Linked DNA regions of Mus musculus: region 2 is linked to region 1. Evidence: chromatin contacts called from ENCODE Hi-C data. All regions are on one chromosome and are shown on one strand. The core of a region is the stretch at or near the end of the contact, and the rest is flanking DNA. Distances in the headings are between cores, read along the strand shown. Region 1 holds the start of Otx1 (orthodenticle homeobox 1). Region 2 overlaps Gm12052 (predicted gene 12052).

Region 1 (6,522 bases), core at 2,926-5,425:
ACCCTGCTGCAATTTATTTCCTTGCAATGAAAACTTGAGTGGAAGTTTGTGTGTCTTTCCATTGTGAAGACTTTCCATGTGGAATCCAGCCCAGGACACCGGACTGTATTTGGAGCTGACACTGATCCAGAGGAGCTCTGCTCTCACAGAATGCAAATTGCAAAGTCATTAGTCACATTCTTAAGGAGTGTAAACTGTCCTCTGGAAAGAGTCATCTCTCTGAAAGAGTCCAGGAAATGTATAGCTCCACACCACTGGGGGGGAATGCATCGTGATGAATTTTCCGGGTCCTATGTAGGAGAATTTCTTCCCACCATAACCAGCAAGTCTGTAGGTACTGAAAAGAAAGGGAGTGGGCTACGGTTGGGGGAGGGGTTGTGCGGATATGTGCATTTGAGATGGAAGAAAGAGAATTGTAGCAATTTCTATGCCACCGGTAAAAATGGGCTCTTCTATATTGGGAGTCCGAACAAAGAAAGCTCCTTCAACAAGTCCGGAAACTTACTTACGGGAAACACTGGCATCTTCTTTAGCCACATCTCTCTGTTTATTCACTCTCTCTCTCTCTCTCTCTCTCTCTCTCTCTCTCTCTCTCTCTCTCTCTCTCTCTCACACACACACACACACACACACACACACACACACACACACACACACACTTTACTCGAAAAGTATACTGCCATTTCCACTTACTCGTATTTCAAAATAGTAAAAACTTACTACAATTCCCTAATAGCAAAGAATTTTCTTTTTCTTTCTGATGAAAAGCTATTGGAACTAAATGAAATCGAGTCTTTGTCCTCTTTATGAGAGCAGATCAGCAAGTTGCTACTCTCTGGGGAAAATTAAGAATCCAACCCATCCCAGGTAGGAAATTCACCGCCTGGCCCCGGAGCACCCTGGGGATCGGTTTAGGGTGGATTGGAGAAACCTTCCCTTTTCCAGGGGCCTCTCAGAAAGGCGCTTTCCCTTTCTCCCAGGCCCGCCCCAGACCTTCCAGGTGGCCAAACTCCCCTAGCTTTGCTAGTGATTGGGGGCCCCTCCTGCTTGGTTCCCAGCCTCGTGGGGTTTCCCTCTGCAGCGCCCGAACGCCCCTCAGCGGCGGTGGAGCGTGGCCCGGGTTTGGGCCGCAGCCTAGGAGTCGCGTTACTGCAGCTCAGCACAGTGCCTGGAGTCCCGCTCCTTAGGGCAAGCAAGAACCCAGCCGGCCAGCGGACAGAAACCTAGAAAGCCCACTCAGTGTGGAGAGACAAAGGATCAGGGCCGCCGGGTGTGGGGGTGGGGGGAGGATGGAGGAGTTTGTGGAGGGCGGGTGCAGAACTTTCTCCTGGCCAGGGGTCCAAGCCCCTTCCAGTCCCAAGTGTTTCTAGAGTCATGCCTCTACAGTGTGTGTGAGATTACTTAGATGCTGCACCCAGCTGGCCGATGGGCCTTAAACTGAGCCACCACCACCCACTTCTCCAACACTGGCCCTACTGTGCCCTGGATGCACAAGTATCCTTTGAGAGAACTGTCGAAGCTTCTGGACCAGTACCCCCGACCCGTACCTTTGCCTAGCAAAGGCTGCCTCAGTCTTCTGAGCTGAATTCAAGAAACTTCTCTCTCTCTCTCTCTCTCTCTCTCTCTCTCTCTCTCTCTCTCTCTCTCTCTCTCTCTCTCTCTCTCTCCTCCCCTCCCCCCACCCCCTCTGCTGCTTCTTTCTCCTTAATCCCAAGGTTTTACAGGATGAGCATTAAGAAAATTCGCCTCCAATTTGGGATTAGATAAATACTCTCGTGGCGCAGCGGGGCGGGGCGGGGGGTGGTGGCGGTAGGGTCCTTGCCACTCGATTCCTCCCATTTCCCTGAAAATGAAGGGAGACAGCATCAAGAAGCCACAGCGACCGACTCCCTCGCAGTGGGCCTTAGGGACCTCGCCGGCACATTCCTATGCGTACAGCCGCCCCACTTCTTCAAGCCTGACCCAGGCGAAGTTCTAAGACTGCCAACGAACCCGCCCCAAAGAGGCCAGAGTAGCAGAGTTTTCTAGCCAGGACGGGCGCCCCGGGCCTCAGAGGGCCAACCCAGGCTCACAGCCTGGAGACCCAGACAGGGATGCCTTCAGTTCACTCCCCAGGACGTCAACATTTTCGTGCCCGCCAAACTAGTGCACCCTAGCCTGCGCCTTTCCCTGGAAAAGGGGGCAGGAGTATATTTCGTTTCTTTCTTTAAACTCAGGAAAGTCCCGGTGGCTGAGACTGATCGTCTGTCTGCCTTGGGGTCTACTTCTGGTAGGGACCTGAGAGCCTAAGGTGTGTGCTCACTCCGGCCAGCGCTGTGCTCTGCGCTGTTTCTTTTCTGCCTGCAGGTTTATCTCTCTCACTCTCATTTCCCCCCTTTCCCCGCGTTCTTTTATTCTGCTTTCTCTTTCTCTCGCTTTTGTGAATGGGCCGCGGTGTCTTTGTTCTGGAGAGAAGCGCCCGTGTCGCTGACTTTTGTGAACCAGAGAAGGATCTTGTAAAACCTCCTTTTCTCCTCCGTAGTCCCCTCTCACACCCCTCCTTCCCTGCCCCTTTGATTAGATGTTCCCTCATCGTTCAAAAAAAAAAATGTAATTTCGTTAGTCTGGCGGCCACTTTCTTTGAACATTAGCTCGCTTTCAGCTCCAACTTCAATTAGAAGGAGTTGATTTTGAGAGACCAACAAAAGAACCGACCAAAGCCTTATTAAAGGTCCTAAGAAGATCTCTCGGTCCTTTGAGAAGCAGTTAAGGAAACAGTGTGCCCTCCGTCATATTCTGTTACCGTATTTTATTCGGACTCCAAAGAAAAGTGTCGCGTGGGGGAGGGGAGAAGCACTTTGATGAGCGGCAGTCGCGGCCCTTTTCACTCAGCGGGCTCCCCCCTTCCTTCTGGTCGCCCCGCACCCGGTCAGCGACCACAGCGGACCGCGCGGCCTGGGCATCGCGGTGCTCCGCTCTACCTTGCTCTCGGCGGCTGCCGAACTCACCCACGCACATACTGTGGTTCAAACTTTTCGCCCGCCTGTTGGGGTGAGAACGGCAGAAGATGAGGAAAAAGAACTAGGAAAGAGTGTAAGTGTGGTCCCTAGTATTCAGTAGGAGATGCCATGTAAAAATATTGCCTTGTTCGGGGTTGGGCCGAAAATACTCTTCCCTCTCGCTTTGAAAAGTACACACAAGAAGACGATCTCAGCAAGTTTATTCGGCTGGAAACTGGGGTCTGCCAGTAAGAACAATCCGGGGAAATTGTTTCGAGGAGGCTCCTCCAGTAAGGTGTAGAAAATGAAGTGAGAGGGATCGGGGTGTGTAGCCACATTTTCCACCAGACTGTTCGTTGTAGGTGGAGATCTGGAAAGACTGACAGATTGTGAAAAAGAAAGTTTTCTATCAAATCCATGAGAGAGAGAGAGAGAGAGAGAGAGAGAGAGAGAGAGAGAGAGAGAGAGAGAGAGAGAATGTAAGGAGATTTGAGTTCCAACGGTTCCGAAGAAGCTTTTAGGACTTGCGAACACCTTTGGTGAGACTGCCTGGGAGCCCCTGGAAACGCTGTGCAGCTGGGAATTGGCGGCGCCTCCCCTGCCGGTGCTCTTTCTGGGCGCAAGAGTCCCGGGTCGCCGCAGGGCGCCCTGCGCGCCGAGAGCTGCACCCCCACTCCCGGCTCCGCTCAGCAGCCCGCGCCGGCGGCGACCGCTGGTTGTGGGGGAGCGGAGGAGGAGTTGCTGGGGCCCCAGGGAGCATCAAGGAGTGCCAGGGGCCAGCACGCCCCGAGTCCTCGGCCTGGGAAGCCTGGCTCCCACAGTGCGGCAGAGCCTGGCGGCGCGCGCGCGCGAGCAGGAACCGGTTATCCAGCAGCTTGACGCCACTCCTCCGGAGCGCGGCCCGGGCAAGGGGAGGGCGGGGGCCCTCGGGCGAGCCTTGGGACCCGGGGCCCCCTCTGTGCCAGCAACTCCGGCGCAGCCTTCGCCCTCCTCAACTCGTTCTGAGCGGAATTTGCCAACCTAGACCCAGAGTTAGCGCGCGACCGGGGCGGGGCCGGCGCGCGGGGAGGGAGGAGGTGGGGGCGAGGGAGGGCGGGGGCGCGCGGAGGTAACCCGGGCTCGCCATTGCCCAGCTCCCTGTCACTCAGTCCGCTCTAGGCCCCCTATTGGAGGCCGAGCCCCGTTACGCACTCGCCTCGCGTTCACATACCCGGGGAGGGCAGTAGAAAGGTGATCAATCTTCATCAGGCTACATTTCCAATCACCTAAACAACCGAGCAAGACAAGCCACTCCGACAAGGTAAATTGCTTGATTTATTTAGTTTGCCAAGTGACTATGCAGGATTTCTCCAGTCCCTACCGCCTCCGGCTTGCTCCGAGAGAGTGCAGCTGCCAGCGCAAGCCACCTCCTAACTCTGTCCCTCGAACACCCCCTACTCACCCACCCCACCCCCCGGGTCCCGGGCGAGGCCAGGTCTTGAGAGGAAAAGCATGTGGGACTTTGCAACAAAGTGTTTGAGCAATAAAGTGAAACCTGGAGGTACACGCACAGAGCTCCTAGAAAAAATGCAGGAGACGGGAAGAGGGAAGTTGAGGGAAGAGGAAAGCCTAGGGTCCCGCCGTCTCCGGGGTAATACCTGTGCGCCTCCGTTTTGCAGGTTGGCTGCCGGCGAGTCTCGGTGAAGGCGAGAGGTAGATGGTGAAAAGCCGCGACTGCGGAGGGCAGGTAAGGAGGGAGTCGCCGGGCCGCGCGCCACCCCGGGACGATGGTGGCCCCTCTCGTCTCCCCGTCCTCTAATCGACCCCCGCTACCTCTGTCCGGGGCAGGTGGGCGGGGTTGGAGTGAGAGGCCGGGCGCCCCTTGGCTGCCCTGGGGACCCCAGGCCGCTCGGGAGCCGGCCGCCCCCTCCCCCGCCTCCTCCGAAGCTGCGGAACTGGGCTGCTAAGTTAGACGAAAGTACTCGAAAACTCACACCGCAGCCGGGCTTAGCCGCGGAGGCTGCAGGCCTGTGGCCCTTCGGCCCAAGCTCTTTGAATCCTTCCTTTCCGCCTTATGTGCTCGCTGACCTCCCCCCACCCCCTTAGTCTAGGCTGAGGGTCCCCCAGGGCTGAGGCGGGGAAAGGAGTTGGGATGGGGGAGCTGCTTTAGTTTTACCTCCCTTTCTCCCCGGAATCTCCTACCCTTGGGTCCTGGGATGTAGCTTCAAGCCCCCCGCCGGTCCCAGTCATACTCCCAGAACCCCTTCTTTTGCTGGAGCAGAGCTGCGTGGGCTCAGAGTGTCTGCGCCGAGCCTCGCCCTCCCGGTCGGCTGTGCGTGAGCTTTACAACCTGAGGCCTAGTTCCTTGCTCTCCATCGGGTTCATATAGGACGGCCGATGCGACGCGACCTGGCACGCTAGGCCTTCCAAAATCCCTAGAATGTTTGGGGCGCTGGGTTGGCCATCAAATTCTGGTGGGACTCGGTGTGCTTAGCAGACTTGGTAGAAAGAAGGCCCGCCTGTGCGAGCAAAGGAAGAGGGGTGACCGCCTCGGAGGTACCCCTGACCTTGGGCGGCATCCTGAAACTGCCACTTCTACTGTGGTGCCTTTGGCGTCTTCTTGCCGCCTTAGCCTGGCCTGGGCCGCATCTACCCTGGAGGTGCGGTGGGATTCCTGTTCAGCTATCTCTTAGTGCTAGGGGCCCAGAGAGGTCAACTAGAAAGGTGATTGCAGGCTCTGGGGTAGGAGGCAGCGCTGGAGATCTTTGAAGAAATGATGTGGCCAGTGAGCCTTGGCGACCCAAGGTGTATTCACCTTGGGCCTCTGTATTACTTGCCATTTTGTCCCTCTTTCAAAAATATTTCAAACTAAACGAAATAACCCGGTATCTCTGTGCGGCCTGCCCTCCCGGCGCCAAATGAACATTTGCTTGAGCAAATTGCTTCCGCCACACTAAAAAAAAAATTGACTTCACTTGGGATTTTGCACCCTCCGCGGTCCCGGCTCTCACCTCCTCAGCCTGATCACGCTTTAACTTTTCCTTCCTGTTGACACTCGAGGAGTGTCTTTGGCCCTTGTCAAGCCCTAAAAGAGGAAGGAACGATGTGGGAAAAGTTTACTTTCCTGAGAAGCTGTGTAGCTGCCGAGCTAAAGGAGAAGACGTTTCTCGGATTGCCTGCTGTGCAGTTCCTAGCACGCGCCCCCTCCCCATTCAAGGATTAGAGGAGCTGAAAGCCAAACTGACTGCGGGTGAAGGTTTCCATGTGTCTGCTGTCTCCCTAGGCCAGGCCCCCAGAAGCAACAGCTTGAAGGACTTCGCAGTGGGAGCCCTGAACTGCTCCTGGCCTCAGGCCCCCTGGATCCGTCGGGGCACCTCCACCCGGCTGTTAGCATGATGTCTTACCTCAAACAACCCCCATACGGCATGAACGGGCTGGGCCTAGCTGGCCCTGCCATGGACCTCCTGCACCCCTCCGTGGGCTACCCTGGTGAGCAGTGGCCCTCTGCCCCTACCCTCAAACCTCTGTAAATATTGGGGGATTCCATCCTCTACAGTTTGAGCCC
Region 2 (6,522 bases), core at 2,341-4,840, 620 kb before region 1:
TTTATATTTACAATAAGCTCTAAATTCTTCATAGTCCTTTACTGCCAAGCCTGTGAAACCTAAACCCCACCTACTTCTCTACTGTCAAGCTATTGGCTGTTGGCATCTTTATTCACCAATCAGAATTAACTTGGGGTCATTAGGGCTATATGTAGATTCTAGGTGGGGGTGGTGGGGGTGGTGGTGGTCTGCACTTAACATTACAATACAAGCAACTTCAGGCTGGGTAGGCTAGAGACAGAAGAATGCAGGGTGGTGTCTCAACTGCTCCAGTTGGATACACCCAGGTATTTTAGATTGGGGTGAGGTCCCAGGCCTGCCTTGAAGAAGGCTCAAGAACCAGGCTAGATATAGTATTGCACGAACTACAGCATTAAGAGGCATGTACTGGCTTCCAGCTGGGGCTCTTGCCAAGGTAGGACGTGAACAATGTACAGTTCTGTTCCTTTGTCTCTCTGGATCATAAAGGACAGCATAGAGCCAAGTCTGGTGGCCCAGGCCTGTGATCCCTGACACAGGAAGATGGTCAACTCAAGCACAGCCTGAGCCTCAAAACAAAAAGTAAGAAATGTGGGAGGGTCTGGTCTGATTCCCAGTATCACAAAAAGATAAAATAGAGGCAGAGGCAGGTGGATTTCTGAGTTCAAGGACAGCCTGGTCTACAAAGTGAGTTGCAGGACAGCCAGGGCTATACAGAGAAACCCTGTCTCGAGAAACAAACAAACAAACAAACAAACAAACGAAAAAAAGAAAAGATAAAACAGAATGAATGAATGAAATAACAAAGTGAAGATAGCATTACACCAGTGGGTTGCTGGTGGGGGAAATCACTGCTACATTGATCTAAAAAAGAGTTGGGCTATTGCCCTGAAACCCATCTTGTTTGGCTTCCTGTCCTACTTAATGCTTTGGAATATTTTTTTTGAAGAGCCTCTCTTAAAGTATGATTTAAGGCTTACCACGGGATGAGTTGACTTTTTAAAATTGAAGTATAATTTTTGGACAGTAAGATGTATTTGCTCTAAGTGTCCTGTGTAATCACCACACAATCTGGTTTTAAAAGTCATCACCTCAGACTGACCCTCTGTCCCTTGTGGCTGGTCCCCAATCCTAGGCTCATCTCTGGTCTCAGGCAATGGGCCATCTTTCTGTCTCTGTGGATTTGCCTATTCTGTAACACCATTTTCATACAGAGCTGGCTGGCCTTGAAATCACAATGCCCCTGCCTCTGCTTCCTGATACCGGGTGTGTGCCACCAAGCCTGGCTAGGTTTGCATCTTAACAGGTTATGATAAGTGGAATCAAGTGACACTCAGTCCTCTGTGTACAGCGTCTTTCAGCCAGTGTGGTCTATGCATTCTGTATGAGATCTGTTCCTTTTGGTTTGTGGATAATAATCTACTCACATACATTGCATTTCCATGCACTGTTGACCATGGGTTCTGGGCTGTAGCTATTATGTACAAAGCATGTATATTCGTGTAGGTGGTTTTACATACATGTATTTAGTTATCTCAGTTGAATCCTTGTTGTGGACTGGATCTAATGCTATTTGTGTTAATTCAGTTTCCCAAATCACATGGGAACCTGTACGTCTGTCTGTAAGACTCTGAGGGTCCTTGCCCACAGTTGGCTGTAATTGGTAAATAAAGTTGCCAGTGGCCAGTGGCTGGACAGGGAGACAGAGGGGGGAACCTTAGATTTTCCCGGCAAGGGAACCATGGGGAAGCAGGAAAGTCATGCCTAAGAGCTGCAGGAGACGAAGTGTACAGCCATGTAAGCATCTGGGTAGTGACCCAGCTCCTGGCTGCTTAGGGCATATTAAAAATGAGGCTGTGTGTGTGTGTGTGTGTGTGTGTCTTTCATTCGTGAATCTAAAACATTTGGGCAGTGTCTTAGTCAGGGTTTCTATTCCTGCACAAACATCATGACCAAGAAGCAAATTGGGGAGGAAAGGGTTTATTCAGCTTACACTTCCATACTGCTGTTCATCACCAAGGAAGTCAGGACTGGAACTCAAGCAGGTCAGAAAGCAGGAGATGATGCAGAGGCCATGGAGGGATGTTACTTACTGGCTTGCTTCCCCTGGCTTGCTCAGCCTGCTCTCTTATAGAACCAAGACTACCAGCCCAGAGATGGTCCCACCCACAAGGGGCCTTTCCCCCTTGATCACTAATTGAGAAAATGCCTTACAGTTGGATCTCATGGAGGCATTTCCTCAACTGAAGCTCCTTTCTCGGTGATAACTCCAGGTGTGTCAAGTTGACACAAAACTAGCCAGTACAGGCAGGTATCGAGGAGTGCGCTGTGCGAGCACCCGCAGTGGAGTTTAGATCGAATGAACCTTCTAATGGCTTCAATCCCTGGCAGCTACTCCTGGGAACACAGTGCCGAGTGATCCGGTTATGTATGCTCAGTTTTAAAAGAAATTGCCAAGCTACTTTCCAGGTTGGGTATGCCATAGAGTCCCTCCAACAGTGTGTGCGGACTGGGCTTCTCCAAGTCATCAAAAAAGCAAAATAAACAAACAACAACAAACAAACAAGAAACTGCTTGCCCCTGTCACTTTGACTGTAGCTGCCCAGCAGGTGTGAAATCTGTTCTTCGTTGCTGTTGTTTGTTTGTTTGTTGCATGTCTACGGGCTAGTCTTTTTGATGTGTTCCTTGTCTTCTCTGCTACCCTATCTAAGAATTTGCCAGCAATATTTTAAAGCTCAGGAGATGGCAGATAAAACTCCCTGGGGATGGAAATGGGGTTTGTCTTGTTCATTAGCCACTTAATTCTAAGAACTCACTACTGAGTGGGAAGCAACACATTACCTCAGTGCTGCTGCTTTTTTAAAAAAGCTACAAACTCAATACCTCAAAACAGCACACATTTATTCTTTTAAAGTTCTTGACACCAGAGTTTGGAATTTCATTGGGTCCAAATCAGTCAGGGGAGACTCTGGGCACTGTAGAGGGAATCTGTTCTCTCCTGACTCTCTCCTTCTCTCCTCAGGTCCTCCTGCAAGATGGCTTGCCTTCTGTTCTGTAGTGAAATAAATATTCCTTTACCTCACTTCCCCTTTGGTGATATACCTGATTACATGTAGAATCTACCTAAATAATCGAGGGTAACACACTCTAGGTTTCTTTTGCCATTTAAAGAAACTTCCTGGGATTAGGCCGTGAATATCTCTGGGGTATTTCAGCTGACTACCCCAGAGATAGGTCAGCAATCTGTCTGCATGAGGAGGCCTCTGAGGTTTAGGTTTGGAGTTGGTTGGTTCGGACAACGGTTCCTGTTGAGGGGTCTTCTGGAGGCTCAGGTAGGTCCTAGAGGCATGCTGATTTGGGCTCCATAGCCCTTACGGCTCCTCTCACTCTTTTTCCTAGAAACAAGAGGAGCGGACAGCACTTGGGCAGCCACCGGGTGGTGGAGGGGCCTCTGATGGTGCCCAACATCCTGGCCCTAGTCTTCTACCACCCACGCTTACTACACAGCAACCCCTTTCCCATCCCCATCTCCTTACCCTTACCCTTACACTTGCCGCCCCTTGGGAGTCGGCCACGCTGCAATCTCTCAGGTGGCCAGCAGGGGTCAGCATCCCCGCGCAGAGGGTCTCGAGGCTGCGATGGGTGGAGCAGGGCTCGGTGGTGTCCTCCTGCCACCTCTGGTACAGGTCCTGAGTACAGCCAATGTGTCTCCACTGCTTACCCGCTCTCTTCTCTTCGCTTTCCACCTACGAGAAGGCGGCTCCCTCGGGGTCAGCTTGGAGGAAGCTAGCCTCCACAGAAGAGCCGGGAAGGAGGACCAGAGGCACCGGAAGCCCAGAGGCCTTCCTGAGAGCAGGAAGCTGTTAGATTTAGAATGAATTTTCTCCCAAGTGTCTCAGATTGTTGGCCAAAGTTACTCTGATTCTAACGTCCCGTGGTTCCTCGTCCAGCTGGTGGGTTTGGGTGGAGCCTGGTGGAATGCTTGGGCCAGTGCCTCGGGTCTGCAGTAAGAGAGCCTGGCAAAGCCAGGCATTAAAACCTCAGCCCAATTACGTTCTTTTCCACTTGTGTCCTTCCTAATTAAAGGAGGCCCTCTTGATGCCAGCATGGAATGCTGCAGACAAGGAGAAACTAAATTCTGGTCTCGAACTCAACAGCCTGTCTTTAAAGCAGATTCATTATTCACGATGAATAAAAAGTAGCTATAAACACTTGTGTATGGTGGTATGGATATACATTTCCGTAGTTGGGAATGTCATGTGTTTTTCTTGCTTGTAGAATTTCTGATTGAAAATCTTTAAGATAGTTGGAAAACAACACAGGTATCGTGGACTGAGTGGTTGTTTTGTATCAGGCAGAATATGTGTCTGAAAGGGGCGGGAGGGTCTTCCGGTCCACCCTGACTTTGGGAAGCTGCAGCATACTAGCTCTGTAGGGCATTCGGTGCTGCAGCAAAGACAGCCCTGAGAGAGACCCTTGGTGGATGGCCCTTTACTGTATGCCTGAAATCTGCATCAGCTTGGTCTAGGAGGCTTGTCTCTTTGGAATTTCTTTGTGGTGACATGGTCAAATCAAAGACATGCAGAGCCAGGCCCCGTCTTAGCTGTCCTGGGTTGCATCTAACTGAGTCCCCCATTTCCCTGACCATGTTTCCTGACTACCTCAGTCTATGGAATGTTGACTTTGTTCTTCAGCTCATTTTCTTCACCTTTACAAGAGATGTTTGTAACAGAGTAAAGCGGGGCTAACTAACACTTTCTAGTACCTCAAACAATTGCCACACTGCCAGATATACTTGTTTCACAGGATCATCTGCAATGCTAAATTTCCTTTTTATGTCATCCGTGGAAGCTCCTAACCAAAGGGGGATGGAGAATACTCACGAGTCTGAGTGATGTTGCATGTCATTGTGTGGTCTCACTATAAGCACTTCTGAGGGCTAAGCTTTCTCAGGTCCTGATGAAATAGCTCTCTAAGACAAACAAAGCAACAAAACAACTCATAGAGCCAAAATACTAACAATCAGCAACAACAGGCTCGATATTGTTAAGGTAAGTTACTGAATGCTGACATTCACAACAGAACATAGACAAGTATCTGTAATTAACCAGGTCAAAAAAAAAAAAAAAAAAAAAAAACCTGTTTACTTTCGCCTCAGGAAAGACTTTATTTATTTATTTATTTGTTTGTTTATTTGTTTATTTATTTATGTGCACCAGGCTAGGAATAGCATTTACTGCCCTGGAATGTTCTCATTCAATTCTCATGACACACGCGTGTAGAAATGATTGGTGTATACATATTATACGTGATGAGCAGATGAGCTTCTTCCCCCCCCCCCCCCCCCCCCCGAGACAGGGTTTCTCTGTGTAGCCCTAGCTGTCCTGGAACTCACTTTGTAGACCAGGCTGGCCTCGAACTCAGAAACCTGCCTGCCTCTGCCTCCCGAGTGCTGGGATTAAAGGCATGGCCACCACTGCCTGGTTCAGATGAGCTTTTGTTTTCTTTGCTTGCTATAATTGAGATGAGCTATTGATAGGGAGTCCACGCACAGCCACCAGTGAGGGTGGCTGCTGAGTTTTGGTCTCTCAGTCATCCAGCTTCTTGGTTCTTTCTGTCGCAGTGTTTCCACATTTTGTCCAAATGTTTGAGAGTCATCCATCACCTTTATCCACTAACCCTCTCTCTTTCTATAATACTAAAGAGTTCACCATTATGTTTCCTTTCCTGGAGGATCCTGGGCTTCTCACCTGAACAGGGGACGGCACTGTATCTTCTTTTATTTTTATTCACCTTGCTTCTAAAACGTTGCTTGGAGTCCATCAGATGGTCCAGTGACAGGTACTGTGGACCTGAAGGTTGCCATTCCACAGTGCTATCCTGAGGTCAAGTCCTGTTAGTGTGGGCTGCTGCTGATCCACTTCAGGACCAATGGTTCTAAGTAGCACCATTAGCATCAAAGCCTGAGGCCCTATGACTTCTCCCTAGTAGAAAAGCCTGTCACGCGGGTGTAGAATAGATCTCTCCTGCACTCCTGTTCTTCTATGTATCAAGGTCCCTCATTAGCACTCTCTTTGGTGAGATATACGAATCCCTCTAGGGACTCTTTCTTAAGTCACACTTCCTTAATGACTACCAACTGTGCGCACAATTATTGTGGTATTGTCTATCTTTCTGGAAAAATTTTCTCCCCTGATCACCAAATAATAGTCTCATTATATTTGCTATATAATAGAAGATTCTCACTCAATTTGAAGATTAGGGAAAAAGTGGAATCAGTAAGAATTCCTAACTGCAGTAAGAATTGTTACTACTTATGCTTCATCTTTGGTGTGCCTTTAGAAATCATCCAATACCAATCTGTGAATAATTTAATATTGCTGGAAAATAATATTGTGGTGTGTTGTTTACAGAATAATTAATGGCCTCTACCAGTCAGCAATGTAGAATATTGGTGGTTTATATAAAGCAGTAAGTCAATTTTTAGACCTTTTGGACTGGATATATTGTCTCATATATGTCTTATAGTTCTACTTTTAATTT

Evidence for each region. Hi-C counts contacts between places; a loop is a spot of excess contacts on that map.
Region 2: a map of left cerebral cortex shows a loop between it and region 1 (3-fold over the local background). The contact joins the enhancer-like site here to the promoter of Otx1 in region 1. A Hi-C loop is called at or near these places in 2 of 37 maps with a recorded cell type or tissue (gastrocnemius and left cerebral cortex).

The regions. Positions count from the first base shown.
Region 1 is chr11:21,999,304-22,005,825 of GRCm38, reverse strand. Otx1 (orthodenticle homeobox 1) reads left to right here and starts at 4,175. Exons shown (of 5, transcript NM_011023.3): 1 at 4,175-4,278; 2 at 4,637-4,704; 3 at 6,241-6,446. The coding sequence starts at 6,350. Gm32517 (a long non-coding RNA gene) reads right to left here. Exons shown (of 3, transcript XR_003949861.1): 2 at 5,969-6,042; 3 at 5,242-5,392. Ehbp1 (EH domain binding protein 1) reads left to right here. Exons shown (of 25, transcript NM_153078.4): 25 at 1.
Region 2 is chr11:22,614,830-22,621,351 of GRCm38, reverse strand. It overlaps Gm12052 (predicted gene 12052), which reads right to left. Exons shown (of 5, transcript NR_166746.1): 3 at 4,863-4,951; 4 at 3,522-3,995; 5 at 2,860-3,031. Among named protein-coding and RNA genes, the nearest start is that of Gm12052, 6.4 kb to the right of the region's middle. Within about 2 kb of position 3,590, at least 3 of the 3 ENCODE cell types and tissues checked have a DNase peak (open chromatin) inside an H3K27ac peak, as active enhancers do; they include gastrocnemius and left cerebral cortex, where a contact is called at or near this core.